Linked DNA regions of Homo sapiens: region 2 is linked to region 1. A link is a loop called in an ENCODE intact Hi-C map of the cell type or tissue named here. Cell type or tissue: CD14-positive monocyte. All regions are shown on one strand. Each heading gives the region's core, and the rest is flanking DNA. Links, peaks and the distances in the headings are about the cores only.

Region 1 (7,707 bases), core at 1,059-6,058:
GTTGATATGACAAAGGACGAGTATGGGTTTCACCACAGAAAACCACACAATGTCCTAATTCCTATTAACTTCTGCACCTTGCAGGCCTTTCTTTAGCTGCTAAAAGGCTGTCGGTCTTTGCTGATTTGCAGAAAGGTGCACGCTCATGATGAGGTTTTCAATTCAGGTGGGAACTAGACGAGCAGGTAAGGGCCGCCTGCACGGAGGGTCCTTGTCTCTGTGGAGTTTACGGCATTCGTGGTTTTCCTCGGAAGGAGCTGCTTGTGTGGTGAATTCTGCTTTGAGAACTGGACTTTCCAAGTGCTCCCATGGCAGGGGACAACATTTCAGAGCTCCCTTTTCACTGTTACAACAAAAGAAGGCTCTTCCTGTGTCCGGTGAGACCCCTGAAATACGAGTCATCCCCACTCCTGACCCACTCCCAATACCTACCAGCTGCTCCTTGCTTTAGTTTTAGAATATCCCTTTTGACCTTCTCTCTCCCTTTTTGTCACTGTCGTTTGACCCTGAGTTTCCCCTGCCCACATCCTGCCTACAGTGCTTCATGTTGCTTTAAATGACTTCACAGCCCCTTGCTCCTTTAAGTGATCTAAGCTGAGCTGGGTTAGCAGGGCCACTTTCTGTGTAGCAAGGGGACGTCTAAAGGCTGCAGCCCAGCTTGGTTAGCTGCTCTAAGGGGACTCCAGTCTTCCTCACCCCACCAGGTGCCCCAAAGAGCAAAACCAATGTTTCTTTTCATCCATCACCTTTTCCTCAACAACACCAGCTAACATTTGTTAAGCACTTACTCTCTTTCTGGCCCATGTGTTTATGAGCCTAATCCTGACTGCAGCCCTGTGTGGTAGGTGCTTCAGTAAGCCCCATTTGTTAGATAAGAAAATTGACTCCTGGCCGAGGTGCCCCATATGGAAGGTGGTAGAGCTGGGGCAGATTCCAGCCCAGGCGCCTGGCTCTTGGCATGAGCAGCCTACCATAGCACCAGTTCTGTGGTTCTTCCCTCTGAGAAGCCTGTATTGAATTGCTTTTCTTTAAGTTGTATTTTGTGTTTAGTTGAAGTGCCCAATCCTCCCATTCAGTTTTCAGGGGAGGCAGGTGTGGTGGTGGTGCACACCTGTAGCCCTAGCTACTCTGGAGGCTGACGTGGGAGGATTGCTTGAGCCTAGTGAGCCGTGATTGCAGCTCTGCACTGCACTGCACTGGCGGGGTCGCAGCAAGATCCTGTCTCCAAAAAAAAAAAAAAAAAAGTTTTAAGTGGTTTTCATGGTGCCTCAAGGCTCTTCTGCCTGTAGGACTGACTGCTGTGCAGGGCTCTGGCCCTGGAGTTTAGATTAACAGCAGGAAGCCTCTTGTTTACATGGATCCACATGGCTGCAGCTTCCTAGCCAAGGGACCTCAGGACAGTACAAGGTTCTGTTCCTGGTTGACGCTCCAGTTGGTGCTGGGTGGGCCTCAGGTTGCCTCAGTTTTAGCTGTATGTTTGAAAAAGTGATGCCCTAATGATCCACTCTAGAAATAAGGCAGAGAGAATCAGGAAATAGGGTTTTTAAGTTGCTCAAACATCGCTCCATAGATTATCACATTTACTCCTTGGGCAGGTTTTTTCTTTATTTTATTTATTTATTTATTTTGAGACAGAGTGTCGCTCTGTCTCCCGGGCTGGAGTGCAGTGGTGCCATCTCGGCTCACTGCAACCTCCGCCTCCCAGGTTCAAGTGATTCTCCTGCCTCAGCCTCCCCAGTAGCTGGGATTACAGGCGCACGCCACCACGCCAGGCTGGGCAGGTATTTTTATTATTAGCCCCGTTAAAAAGTTTTTTATCGAGATGAAATTCACATAACATAAAAGTAACCATTTTAAAGCATGCACAATCCAGTGGCACTTAGTACCTTCACAGTGTCATGCAGCCAGCTCCTCTATCTGGTTCTAAAACATTTTCATCACCCCCAGAGGAAACCCCATGCCCATTAAGCAGTGACTTCCTATTCTCCCTGCCCCCAGCCCCTGGCAACCACCAGCTGTGTTTTGTCTCTGTGGATTTACGTGTTCTGGATATGTCACGTAAATGGAATCACAATATTTCATCACATATTGTGTGTGGCCTTTTGTGTCTGTTTTTATCACTTAGCATGTTTTCCAGATTCATCCATGTTGTAGCAAGTGTCGTAATTTCCTTCCTTTTTTATGGTTGGGTAATATTGCATTTTCTTCATTCGTTGATGGACACTTGGATTGTTTCCACTTTTGGCTCTTGTGAATAATTCTGCCTTGAACATTTGTGCACAAGTATCGTTTTGGGTACTTGTTCTTAATTCTTTTGGGTATATGACTAGGAGTGGAATTGCTGGCTCATAGGGTAATTCTCCATTTACCTTTTGAGGATTTATTAGCCTCTTTTTAAAAGTGAGGAGTCTGAGGCTCAAAAAAAATTATAAGTTGTCTAAAGTCACAGGAGAAGTATATGACGGGCCTGGCGTGGTGGCTCATGCCTGTCATCCCAGCACTTTGAGAGGCCGAGGCAGGTGGATCACCTGAGGTCAGGAATTCGAGATCAGCCTGGCCAACATGGTGAAACATCATCTCTACAAAAATACAAAAATTAGCCAGGCATGGTGGTGAAGGCTTGTAGTCCCAGCTACTCAGGAGGCTGAGGCATGAGAATCGCTTGACCTCAGGAGGTGGAGGTTGCAGTGAGCTGAGATGGTGCCACTGCACTCCAGCCTGGGCAACAGAACAAGACTCCATCCCCCCCCAAAAAAAAAAAAAAAAAAAAAAAGAGGAAGAAGAAGTATATGACCCAGCCAGGATGAGGAACTGGAGTTCATACTACCTTCATTCAAGGGCCCTGACTGCCGGGAACAGCGTTCATTCACTCATCAAACATCTTGTGAGGGCCAGGGCTGCCTTTGTGGCAGATTTAACCATAGCTTTCAGAAAGGAGCTTCCTAATGCAGTCACTCCAGGAGCAAATAAAACAAGGGGCTATTTTAAATCAAAAATCAACACGACTGGCTCACACATAAATTCCATTAAGCCAACACTCTATTTGAACACGCTGCTGAGCCAGGCGTCTTGTCTTGCTGCATCTTTTAACTTGAAGGTGGGCATTTCAGCCTGCACAATAAGGTCCACTCCCCTTAGTTCTAATTTCCTGCCACCTTCTGCATTTCTTGTTCGACCCTGGGGGTGGGGGAGTACTGACTTGGTCCTGAATCACTGTCGCGATTGGGATCTGTGAAAGTCACTGCAGAAAGATAATTTAAGGGGTTAAATGTCAGGGACAGGAGAGAGTAAGGTCCTGGTTTTAGTTCCGGCTTAACTGGGGGATGAGGGAGATTAAGAGGAGGTGAGGGAGGGGGCAGGGTTTAGCTTGATAATCTTATTTTGCAGTGGTTTCTGGGGGGATTTTACGATGAAGAGGTAAATTCTAAGGTTTGCTGTCGACTGTTTCCAGCTCCCTGGCGCACTTTCCGTGCAGCGAGGGGACGTCCAAAGGCTGCAGCAGAGCTGGGTTAGAAAACAGGCTCCCACCCGCCCTCTACTCCCCTCCCTGGCCCCGCTGACCTGATTAATCAGAGCCCTGCAAAGCCCACTGAGGAGGGCTCCTGGCTAATCTCATCTCCGCACCCACGCGGGGACAGACACCTCCGCTCGGCCAATGAGACGCAATTCTGCAAACTCGGCTGAGCGGTGGAAAATTCCATGCTCTCGGCGCTGCCCTCGGTGGCGGCCCTGGCGGGATCGCGCGCTCGGAATGCCGCAGCCCGGCCGCCGAGTGGCCACCAGCTGGGGAAGAGCTGAGCGAAACCGCCCCGGGGTCCAGGCGTTTTGCCACGAGTCGCCGTGCGACAAGTTGGGGTCTCCCTTGTTCTCCCACCTCTCTGCACCAAAAGCTCTTGAAGCAAATTAAAGAAAGCAGGCGATGCTTGTATCATTGCGGAGTGGGGAATGGAGCTGGGGGACAAATGGTGACATTCTCCCTCCCTCCGTGTGTGTGTGTGTGTGTGTGTGTGTGTGTGTGTGTGTGTGTGTGAGAGAGAGAGAGAGAGAAAGAGGCCACAGTCCTCCACCCCCACGCTTGCCCACCCAAGTTATAAATCCTGCCTGTAATTGTCCCCCTGCCTCCACCAGGCTTTCAACCCAGAAATCGTGGGGGAGAATGAAGGAGGCACCTTTCTAGATCAATCCACCTATGAACTATGGTGCCCTTTTAGAAGTGGCCGGTGGGTCCTAGAGAGCAAAGGGTGATGAGTTCGCAAAGGTGGACGAAGGAGACCAAGACCAGCAGTCAAAACCAATGGAGCAAGACCGGTGCCATGATTCAGAGACGCACAGAAAATTCCAGGGCCACCGAGAAGGGACACGTTGCGCATTCTGCCAGCGCAGGGGAGGAGGGGATGGAGGCGAGATGGAGGACAGGACTTTGCCAGCCAGGGAAGGGGGAGGCGCCCCGAGCCTGCGTTCCAGTCCCCGGAGCTGGGGCCGCAGCTTTTCCGCGAGGTTGGTCTGTGTTAGGAAATCCTATCTTTCTTAACTCTGTGTGAATTATGGCAATACCTCCCTGTTATTTCAGAGGATCCAGGCCTGTTTCTGCTCCTTGCAAATGTGAAAGACCCTGGTGAACGCAGTCCAAAAATTTAGAATGCGACCTGGTGCACAGCGCTCAGCTCGAGGAGACTTACAATGGTTTCTTCTGCCATCTGCATCGGGCAGGGGTGGGGAACTGTGGGCCCCAAGCTATCTGGGAGGAGGGAAGAGAAAGAAAGGGGGAAATACAGGTTCTTGAAACAAAGTAGGAAGCTTCAGCAAGAATCCACGGAGAAGCCCTGAGGTTGAGTCTAAAGCCCTGAGGTTTAGTAAACAAAGCCCAGCACATGGGACCTGAAACCTGGATGCCCCGGTTCTGCTAGTGACCAGTTGAAGGTCCTGGGGAAATCTCACCCTTCAGAGTCTTAGTTTTCGCCTCTGTAAAATCAAGGTCATAACCATTTCTGCCCCATCTAATCGAGTAAGGTCTTTAGTGAGACCCAAATAAAATAAAACTACGTCTATGAAACAGTAAAGAAGTATAGGGAACTGTTTTTCATCCATGTGCACAAGCAATGTAAAATCTATGTTGTTTTAATTCGATTAACTTCAAGAAAGAGCCCCAGCTAAATTAATCAATCAATACATATATTAATATATTCAGTAAATATTTGTTGAGCACCTACTCAAGGCCCTGGAGGGCCTTGTTGAACCCTCCAGGCCCTGTTCTGTGCCTGGAGGGATACACAGCTGAACAAAACACAAAAAGCTCTGCTCTTAGAAAGCTTAGATTGGAGGAGACCGGTGATAAAATAAATAGGAAAAATCTTTTTTTTTTTTTTCCTGTTTAGGCAGTGGTAAGTGATATAGAGAAAAAGAAAGCAGGAAAGGGGGATGGGGAAATGCGGGGTGAGAGTGCTTTAGAATAGGGTGATGAGGAGGCCTCATGGAGAAGATACTCTTTGAGCAGAGACCTGACAGGGAGATGGGGGGGTGAGCTCCATGGATTTCTAGGGGAAGAACATTCTAGAAGTGGGCAGCCAGCAAGTGCAGTGGGTCTGAGGGGAGACGGTGGCCTTTCCTGTTGGAGGAACAGGAAGGCCGGCACTGTCCTTGGAGGGGTATGAGTGCCAGGGTCAGAGGCTGATGGGGGGGCAGGTCCGGATAGAGTTTGTAGGGCCTTGAAGGTGACCTGAAGGGCCGACTTTTGCAGTGAGTGTTCCTGACAGCTGGGGGGGGGCACGACTGAAGCTCTGCCTTGGGTCTTACCTGGCCGTAAGGCAACTCCATTTTTAGCTTGGATCCTGGCAGGCAACCAACAAGCATTTATTGCAGGGCTGGCTGTGTGTTCTCGGCTGCGCTGGGAGCTCTGTGAATATCCGGAGATATAACAGGGATCCTTAGCTTTGGGGAGGCCACAGACTTGCTGTGAATAGAATTTAGCTGCAAAAGGCAGTTAGTGACCAATGCAAGACTATTCGTGTCACTCGCTGCATTGTGTGGAGGGCCTAGAAGCATGAGGGAGGCTGGGGTTTTGGGAACCCCAGGGGCAACCGGGACTATGCTGGGATCATGGTAGGTGCTTTACTTGTTTGCGAACAGACTGAGTGATTCTGAGTTGCATACTCAGGGAGCTCTTTGTGGCTAATTAAGTCCTTTTCCTACCCAGGCCCAGGTGGCCAGCAGCCCCTGGCAGCCGCGCACATGCTGCTCAGTGTTGCCAGCGCACAGCAGGGGCTGCTGCAGATGGTCCTCCAGCCACAGGGTGATAAAAGGCCTCCTGAAGAAGTAAATGACCCTGCTGGTTGCTGTGTGGAATGTTTCCCCCAGGGAAATTAAAAAATGGAATCCAGTGTCCAGGCCTCAGTCTCATGTCTTTAATAGGCTAGTCAAGATCCTGGGGCCAGGGCCTGGGGGCAGCTTCTTCCTGCTGGAGAGGCCAGTTTCCTTTCCCAGTCTCTGACCCTTCTCGGTTTTGGAATCCTGCTTGAGACCTCTCAACTCTCACCAGGCGAGGAGGGTGATCTGGGGTAGAGAAATGACATGAAGTCATTTCAGAAAATCCCACAATGCCTCATCACCCAGAATCCTTTGCGGAGCTGGCTGGCCGGCCCTGGGCTCCCTTTCAGCTGCTCTAGAATGTAGCAATGGTGGGCTCCTTTGGGGGCCATCTAGAAGCACCCTGCCCCTGGGCACCTGCCTCCTCACTGGAGGAGACCAGAGGCCACGTCCCAGCCCTGTGCTTCCAGCTCTGGAACTGCCCTTGACTTCACTGGACAGGCCTGAGCAAGTCGTGTAACCTTCAGGGACTCAGCTATGCCCACTCCAGGCTCTGTGAAACCAAGACAACCTCACGTGCTCAGTTCCTCAGCTCTGCAGGAGCCAGGCTGCTCTGGGGTAAGGAAAGGGAGAGAGAGGGATATTGTCCTATGCTTCCTTCACATAGCTGAACGTTTTATTTATTTAACTTTTTGGATAAGTAATGCATTTTATGGTTAAAAAAATCAACAAGTATAAGACATTACACAGTGAAAAGTGTCCTTTCCCATCTGCTCAATTCTTTTCTTTCTTTCTTTTTTTTTTTTTGAGACGGAGGCTCAGTCTGTCACTCAGGTTGGAGTGCAGTGGCATAATCCTGGCTCACTGCAACTTCTGCCTCCCAGGTTCCAGCAATTCTCTTGCCTCAGCCTCCCAAGTAGCTGGGATTACAGGCACCTGCCACCATGCCCGCCTAATTTTTGTCTTTTTGGTAGAGACGGGGTTTCACCATACTGGCCAGGCTGGTCTTGAACTCCTGACCTCAGGTAATCCACCCACCTCAGCCTCCCAAAGTGCTGGGATTTCAGGCATGAGCCACTGTGCCCGGCCCCCATCTGCCCAATTCTTATCCCCCACCCTAAAGGCATAGCCACTGTTATTAATTTGTTGTTTATCCTTCTAGAGTTTTGTGGGATTTTTGCACATACAAGCACATGGAATATGTTCTTCCCCCACTCCCAACTCTTTTTCTACTTGATTGCTAATACACAGTACAGTGTTCCTTACCTCACTGTTTTCAGTTGACAGTGCATCTTAGAGATCTTTTCATCATAGTACATAAACCATTTCCTCATTTTTCTTTACTAGTGCTTCTTGCTGTCTAAAATATGCCCAAACAATCCCCTAGAAATGGACATTTAAGTT
Region 2 (7,707 bases), core at 1,084-6,083, 180 kb before region 1:
GGCCCTGCCTTCCTTCCTGTTCCCAGGGATGAACTGGACCTGCTCCTTGCAGAGGAGAGCACTTCACCAGGGCACTGGGACCGTGTCCTCTTGCCACTCTGGAAAACCACTTCTCTCTCTCCTGTATCATGACATACAACTGTACCTTTCTTCTGGATCATTCTCTATGCAAATGAGCTCTAACCTCTCCATCTTAACAACACAACAACCTTCTCCCTTGAGGCTGAGCCCCTCCCTGCTCCCTTCTCACTGCTGTGCTTCCCTTTACAGCCACACACCTGGCCTGTCCTCACTGTTCTGAAAGTGCACTCATCAAGGTCACCAGTGACTCTTTTGTTGCCAAATGCAATGGCCAGTTCTGAGTCCTTGGTTTACCCAAACTTCAGCAGCATTTCACCCAAATGATTACTCCCTTTTTGAAAAACTGTCTCCACTTGCTGTCTTCAGTGTGAGAAATAGACAATAACCAATATTAATACCTTTATAACATAATGTGAACTCCATTATGGTGAGGGCTTTATTTCATTTACAGCTATATTCCTAGCATCCAGAATGGTGCCTGTTACATATAAGGCATGCAGTATATTTGTTGAATGGATGAATCTGGATCAGAGGTGAGCAAAGTGCAGATCACAGACCAAATCTGGCCCATTGCCTGTTTTGTATATAAAGTTTTATTGGAACACAGCTATCCTCATGCATTTGTGGATTGTACAAGGCTGCTTTCACACATCGGCAGAGTTGAATAGCTGTGACAGTGACTGTGTGACCTGCAAGGGCAAACATATCTACTATCTGGCCTTTTACAGCAAAACTTTGCTGACCCCTGATTTAGATAACTACTTCAACTTCCACTACATGCTGTGTGGGCAAGACCCTGACCCCACATGACCAATGAGAGAAAGTTCACATGGAAGAAACACAGCTGCCTCTTTCACCAGGAGCATTCTCAGGATTTGTCCATGGCCAAGGGCTGAGAAGGACTCTCTATGTAAATATAATAAAAGGGTATGGGGTGAAGATGGAAGCAAAAAAACAATTAATCCGTATTAATAAGAAAAACATTCCTGTGCAACCATTTTATATCATGCACTTTGCATATATGTTTCACTGAATGCTCCTATAATCCAGTGAGGCAGGCACTGTCATTTCCATTTTGCAGATGAGGAAATGAAAGCAAATGCAAGTTAAATGTTTTGCTGAAGGTCACAGAGCTACAGAATATCAGAAAAGGGGTAGCTGATGCCAGTACCAGGAATAGACCCTTGGGGCAGGGAGCAGCTGTGATAACCACAAGCACACACAGGGTTGTGATGACATGCAAGTGCTGTTCCCAGTCTGCCCATCTGTCTTGGGAAATCAAGGCCTAGGAAGATGGACTGACTTGCCCAAGGCCACCTGGCCGTGGTAAACGGCACAGCAGGACTTGATCTCACAGTCTGGCTTTAGACTCAGTTCCTCACTACTCTCCTGTAATGCATGACAGGTCCTTGATGAATAGCCGTTAAGCAAATAAACGAATTTGAAGGCAAATTTGTGGAATCCCAGCCAGTGCCTCTGCCTCCACCCTGCAGAGGCCACCCTTCTAAGGTTCAGAGGGCTCAGCAGCATCTGCTTAGAGTAGAGCTGGCAAGAAGGGGGAGGTGTTGTCGTAGAAATTACTAGAACATTTCAGGATTTATTCATTCTCTGTCTACATTTTTGTCTCTCTTGGGGCAGTGCCCATTTCCCTGGGGAAACTATCATTTCAATAACTGGTGATAACATCTGTCTTTAAACTTGTGAACCACTTGTAGAGATGTATTTCAGAAGGGAACTAAGGCTTCCGGTTTTAGGGCAGTTTCTTCCAAAATCATTGAAGTTGCTTTCTTACTCAATCCTGGCTACAGGTTTGAATTGTGCAACAAAATGTATCCCCCAACAGACTACTGTACAAATTATGCCCTCCATTGGGAGGTGAATTTTTTTCCCCTGTCAAAGTTACTTAACTTAAAAAAATTGGGATTTGATGTATTTCTCTTTCAAAATCAGATAAAGCCATCAATTTTATGTACATTTGGCCAGCTCTCAAGAGTGGGACAGGGGTATTCTAGAGAGGAAGCATTCTCTGCTCAGTAAGGCATGTTTTCGATTTTCTGGTTGTGGGGTAAAATTAATGATATCTTTCCTTCTGTATTAATCAACTCAGATTGCCGTAAGAAGATACTATAGATTGTGTGGCTAAACCAACAGACATGCATTTTTCACAGTTCTGGAGGCAGGAAGGTGAAGGTGCCAGCTGATTGGCTTCCAAGTAAGGCCTCTCTTCCTGACTTGCAGATGGCCGCCTTCTCGCTGTGTCCTCACATGGCCTTTCCTTAGTTTGTGCATATAGCAGGGCTGGGGTGGGAGTTGGGAGTGAGGGAGAGAGAGAGGAATTTCTCTTCCTCCTCTTATAAGGCAACCAATTCTATTGGGTTAGGGCCCCACCCTTCTGACCTCATTTAACCTTAATTATCTCCTAAATGCCCTATCTCCAGATACAATCTCACTGTGGGGATTGAGGCTTCAACATATAAATTTTGAGGACAACACAATTCAATCCCTCTCCTGGGACCCTGAGAACCATCCCATGTGACCTGATACTGTGAAAGTTTGCAAGCTGACTGCAAATATTGTTCAATCTGGTTTTGAGACCATGATTAACATGCTTCCATGTAGGAAGATCCCAAACTCTATTCTTTAGTTTCAAGTCCTTGCACACATGAGGAAAAAATTGTGTGCATTGTGCAGCAGTTAGTAGTTTTTCTGAATATTCCATACAGTAATAATAGCTTTGCTTAAAAGGTACCAGACACCCTACTACACCTTTTGTATCTCTAAGCATTTTGTATTATCTTTTAATCCTTTTCACAACCTTGTGACAGATGAAACAGTTATTATTATTCCCAGTTTATGGATGAAGAAACTCAGGTTTAGATAAGCTAGGTAACTTGCTCAAGAGAACACAACTAGGAAATGACTCAATTCAGGTTTGAACCCAGCACTGTGTAATTCCAAGGTATTCTCCTAACCACACTCCGTGTCTCCCAGTTGTTGATGAAACGTATACTTCCAAATACTTCATTCCACAATCATCAGGAATGATGGTTCAGCTTAATGCTTTAAAATTAACCTCTGGCTGAGAAGAAGTTAATTCAGTTTGGTTTAGTTCTTGCTTTTATTCAGATTTATCTTATCCATGTATTTTGGTTAGTAACCATTGAGGCAAAGGGATATTGCTCTGAAAAGCCACTCCTAACTTAAAACATTTTGCTTTTATTAGAATGTCAAAAAGGTTTTTGGTAAAAGACACTTCTAAAAAAAATCAGTGGAGAATGGTAATGGTGCCATTTCCCATTCTGTAATTTATTTTAATGACTGTCTTCTCTCATCTGTGTCGAGAGTGTCCTAAGGCAATTTTATGGGTTTTTTTAATTAAAAATTTTGCTCACTTTTCAGAAACCAAAAGAGAAAACTATCACAGAAAATGTTTTTCTCTTCTGTTTGTTCTGTGTTTCAAGTACTATGTTTCTATCATGATTAAAGTCATTTTTTTTTTGTCAAAGAAGTCCAGCTGTTTGAACCATCTGAACCGGAAGAGTGGAAAGGAATTGAGGTGTTTCTCCCTCCTTCTAGAAAGTTAAGGGTAGCAGAATTTGAACACCACAAGCCTCAGAGAGAAGTGACAGAGGTGAGGACAGATGACCTAATTGGTTATTCCTAGTTATTAGAATTAGGCGGCTTATCTCTTTTTTCCTAAATGTTTATACCTATGGGAGAATTTTCCAGCTTCCTGGGAACACAATTTTTTTTCTTTCTCGAGAGAGATAAGTGTGTTTACTCTCTGCAGTATCTATTCAACTGCAAGGAAGTATTGCAGGGCAGAAGCAAGCTCTTCAATACAAAGCAGCTCATTTCAAAGCATCCAGGCTTACTTTTGTTGTCTGTGCCTATTCATCCTATAAACTGCTCTTCATCAAAATAGTTAACTCTCCCCTGTTCTGCCCCCATCCACTCTTGAGAATGAGGGGATGGCAGGAAACCATCAATACAAAAATCTATGTGGCAACAACAACCATTTGGCCTGTTGAGAGGTGCTTATGCAGAAAGAAACACAAGAAAACAAAGAGGAAGTGTGTGAACTTCTGACCCTCTTTGCCACATGCCATTTGGTGGGTGGGTGGCATGAGCAAGCATCCTGCAGTGGGTGTTTTTATGGGACCAAGTGACAAAGAGCCAAACAGGGTGAGAACTCATGAGTAGCAAGTGGAAAACTACCAAGAGCTGTCCCATCACTCCTGCAACAAACTTCACCTCGCTCAAGGGAGGGTAGCTGAGGCTCCCTTCTCCAAATCCTGCAAGACACAGGCACTCTGATGGGGCCAGCTCTTCACTGCATGGGAGGGCTTTTGTTGAACAGTGAGTTTCTGTGCCCCGCTCCCTTTTTGGCCCCTTTTGCCCAAGTGGAGTGACACTTTATCAATTGGGGGGGCAGGCAACGAATAGAGGATATTAATGATTGCTAACGGACCCCCATCTGCTGTTCCGCCTGCAGCTTTTATGAAACCCACATTTTAAAATTAACACATGGAAAAGACAGTCTTAGCTCAAAAGTGTCAGCTAGGAAAGGAATTCAATTGATCCCCACTCTGTAGTTGTCTGAGTGGATCTGCTAAATGTGGACTTGCAGGAGGGCAAGAATTGTTCTGAAAACTGATATGAGAACACAGGCCAGCCTGTGCAGTGGCTACATCAAGGAATTCCAGAAGGTTTTACCTTTGGATTTAAATGTTGGCTTTAGCATTTGGTGGAAGTTTTCTGGGGAGATGAGAATATGATAACTCAGGGAGGAACAGTAAAAATTGGCTGAGGACGGCTAATGCCCTGGGGTTAGTGGTTTGCGTTTTCTTAGAACATGCAGGAAGGCAGGGGGCTTTTCTAGAAAGCACTCTGGGTCTGAAGATGTGAGAGCTGTGATTGAGCTGGGTTTAGCCTTTATTGTGACACTCTGGGCAAGAAACTTAACTTTTCTGAGTGTCTGTTAAAAGGTGACAATAAGACCCACATCTCTCAAACGAGACAGTGGGTGAGAAAGTGATTTGTAACACAGGACATTACAATAAATACTACATAAATTTTTTGTATAATAAAACTTGTAAATAATGTAGGCTGTCAATGCATCCGTTTGTTCAAGGAACATATATCTACAAGGAGCTGTTGATATACAATAAATAACAGACTCAGTCTCTGTCCTCACAAAGTTTACAGTTGACACTCACACGCAAACACAAAAGTCCTTTAAAGTGCGGTAAGTGCTATGATGGGTAAATAAAGGCTTCATAGAAGTTTATAAAGATGACGCCTACCCTGGTCTTGGGAAATTTCCAGGAGGCTTCCAGGAGGGAGTAATGTTCAAGCCAGGCTTAAATGCCATCTCCTCGGTGAGGACTCTCATGTACTGCTTAGTTAAAAACTTAACCCCTTACCCTCCTGTTTTATTTTTCTTTAAAGCACTAGCGCTATCTGATGCACTCCCTGTATTCACTTGCTGATAGTTTGTGTCTGTCTCTCTTAACCAAAGTGGAAGCTCATGAAGTGAGATATTTTTCTGTTTTGTTTTCTACCGCATCCTCTGCGCCTAGGATAGGTTATGACACATAGCAGGCACTCAAGATATGTTTGTGGAATAAATGAATATAAAATGTAAGTGTGATTTGGGCAGCCAGGAGAGCTGGAAATAATATTCCAGGAGCAGAAAACCATAAGCAAAGACCAGGAGGCCAAGTGTAGGTGGCTTGGTTTGGCTGGAGTATTAACATGTGAGGGTGGAATATGGAGAGATCAGACTGGGGAAGTAGGTAAGGCCAGATGGTGAAGGGTCTTGTAAGCCAAGTTCAAGGGCTTGGACCTTATTCTGAGGGTTGTAAGGACAGTTGAAGTATTTAATATGGAAGTGATAAGATCTGAGTTTCCACACAGCTTGGGACAGGGAGACCATGGGGAAGCTTCTTTCCTAGTCGAGGAGCAAGACAATGATGACCTGAACTAGGACTATGGCAATGGGGAGAGGGATTAGAAGGGATTGGAAGGGACAGGCCCTGACAGTTGATTGGCAGTGGGGAATGAAGGTGAGGGAAGCTCAGTGATCGGGTGGAGGCAATTCAAGTGACCTCATGGGTGGTGGTCCATTCATGGACATGGGGAAGACAGCAGCAGAAGCAAGTTTGGGATGAAGATGATGAGTTTTCAGTGTGGAACTTTTAGCTGAGTATGTTTTGTGAGCGTTTCTGTGTGAGTCAGTCTAGAAATGGCAACTGAAGCCATAGATGTTTGGAATTTTCCAGCTAAGAGAGAAAAGGAGTAGGCTTAGGAAAAGCCCCAGAAGACACTAATGGCAGAAGGATGGACAGAAGGAGAGAAGCCCAAGAAGGAATGTGGGAAAAAGATTTCGAGGGGGTCTAAGGAGGACCAGGAATAGATGGTATCGCAAGGAGAGAAGGGCTTGCCAGGTCAAGTTAGATATAAAAGTGTTATGGGTTTAAAATGTGTCCCCCAAAACGAAATGTGGAAGTTCTAATCTCTGGTACCTGTGACCTCATTTAGAGGTCATGAATTTGCAGATATAATCAAGTAAAGATGAGGTCATGCTAGATTAGGGTGGGCCCTAATCTTATAAAAAGAGGGAAATTTGGACACGGAGACACAAGCAAGGCAATGTGAAGACAGAGGCAGAGTTTGGCATGATGCCACCATAACCCGAGGAAAGCCAAGGAAGGAGGGCAACCACCAGGACTAGGAAGAGGCAGGGAAGTCTCCCTCCCGAGAGCCTTCAGAGGGAGCGTGGCCTTGTCAACACCATGATTTTAGACTTCTGGCCCCCAAACTGTGAGACAATATGTTTCTGCTGTTTCAAGCTACCTGGTTTGTGGTAATCTGTTATAGCAGTCCTACAAAACTAATACAGGAAGGGAAAGTATCCACAGATGTAGCAACAAGGAAGTCATAAGAAACCGTGGTAAAACTAGCTTCAGTCTAGCAGTGAGGGAGACTCAGACTGGAGAGGGTGGTAAAGCTAATGACAGGGGGAGAAATGGAGACCAGGTCTAAGCAAGTCTCCCCAAGCCTGGCTACGCAGGGAGAGAGAGAAGTCTACAGTAGCTAGAAGATGTCAATGAAATCTATCGAACGATCTACCAAATGATCTATCTATCTATCATCTATCTATCTATCTATCTATCTATCTATCTATCTATCTATCTATCATCTATCTATCTTGAGATTTTTTTTTTTTTTTTGAGACAGAGTCTCACTCTGTTTCCCAGGCTGGAGTGCAGTGGTGTGATGTCAGCTCACTGCAACCTTCTCCACCTCCCGGGTTCAAGCAATTCTCATGCCTCAGCCTCGTGAGTAGCTGGGAATTACAGGCACACACCACCTTGCCCAGCTAATTTTTTGTATTTTAGTAGAGACGGGGTTTCACCATGTTGCCCAGGCTGGTCTCAAACTCCTGAGCTCAGGCAATCTGCCCACCTCGGCCTCCTAAAGTGCTAGGATTACAGGTATGAGCCACCATGCCCAGCCCTCTCCTCTATCGATATCTATCTATCTATCTATCTATCTATCTATCTATCTATCTATCTATCTTCTATTTATATCTATCTATCTATCTATCTTCTATTTATATCT

The links. Peaks named below come from ENCODE experiments on the same cell type or tissue, not always from the same donor. Only the 100,000 strongest peaks of a DNase experiment are listed, where the experiment ranks them.
Region 2: it touches region 1 in a loop (4-fold over the local background); 2 of 110 quality-filtered maps call a loop at or near these places.

Annotation. Positions count from the first base shown.
Region 1 is chr21:34,198,404-34,206,110 of GRCh38, forward strand. No RefSeq gene overlaps it. Among named protein-coding and RNA genes, the nearest start is that of LINC00310, 22 kb to the left of the region's middle. RefSeq lists an enhancer at 5,254-6,252. In CD14-positive monocyte, for the core only: a CTCF peak has its summit at 3,684; DNase peaks (open chromatin) are centred at 2,078, 2,838, 3,698, 4,338 and 1 weaker place; H3K4me3 peaks cover 3,608 bases; H3K27ac peaks cover 5,000 bases.
Region 2 is chr21:34,018,898-34,026,604 of GRCh38, forward strand. All of the region lies in intron 2 of LOC105372790 (a long non-coding RNA gene), which reads left to right. It overlaps LOC105372789 (a long non-coding RNA gene), which reads right to left and starts at 139. Exons shown (of 3, transcript XR_937678.4): 1 at 1-139. RefSeq lists enhancers at 1-110, 1,584-1,763. In CD14-positive monocyte, for the core only: no CTCF peak of the experiment used is centred there; DNase peaks (open chromatin) are centred at 1,354, 1,854 and 4,194; H3K4me3 peaks cover 3,095 bases; H3K27ac peaks cover 3,745 bases.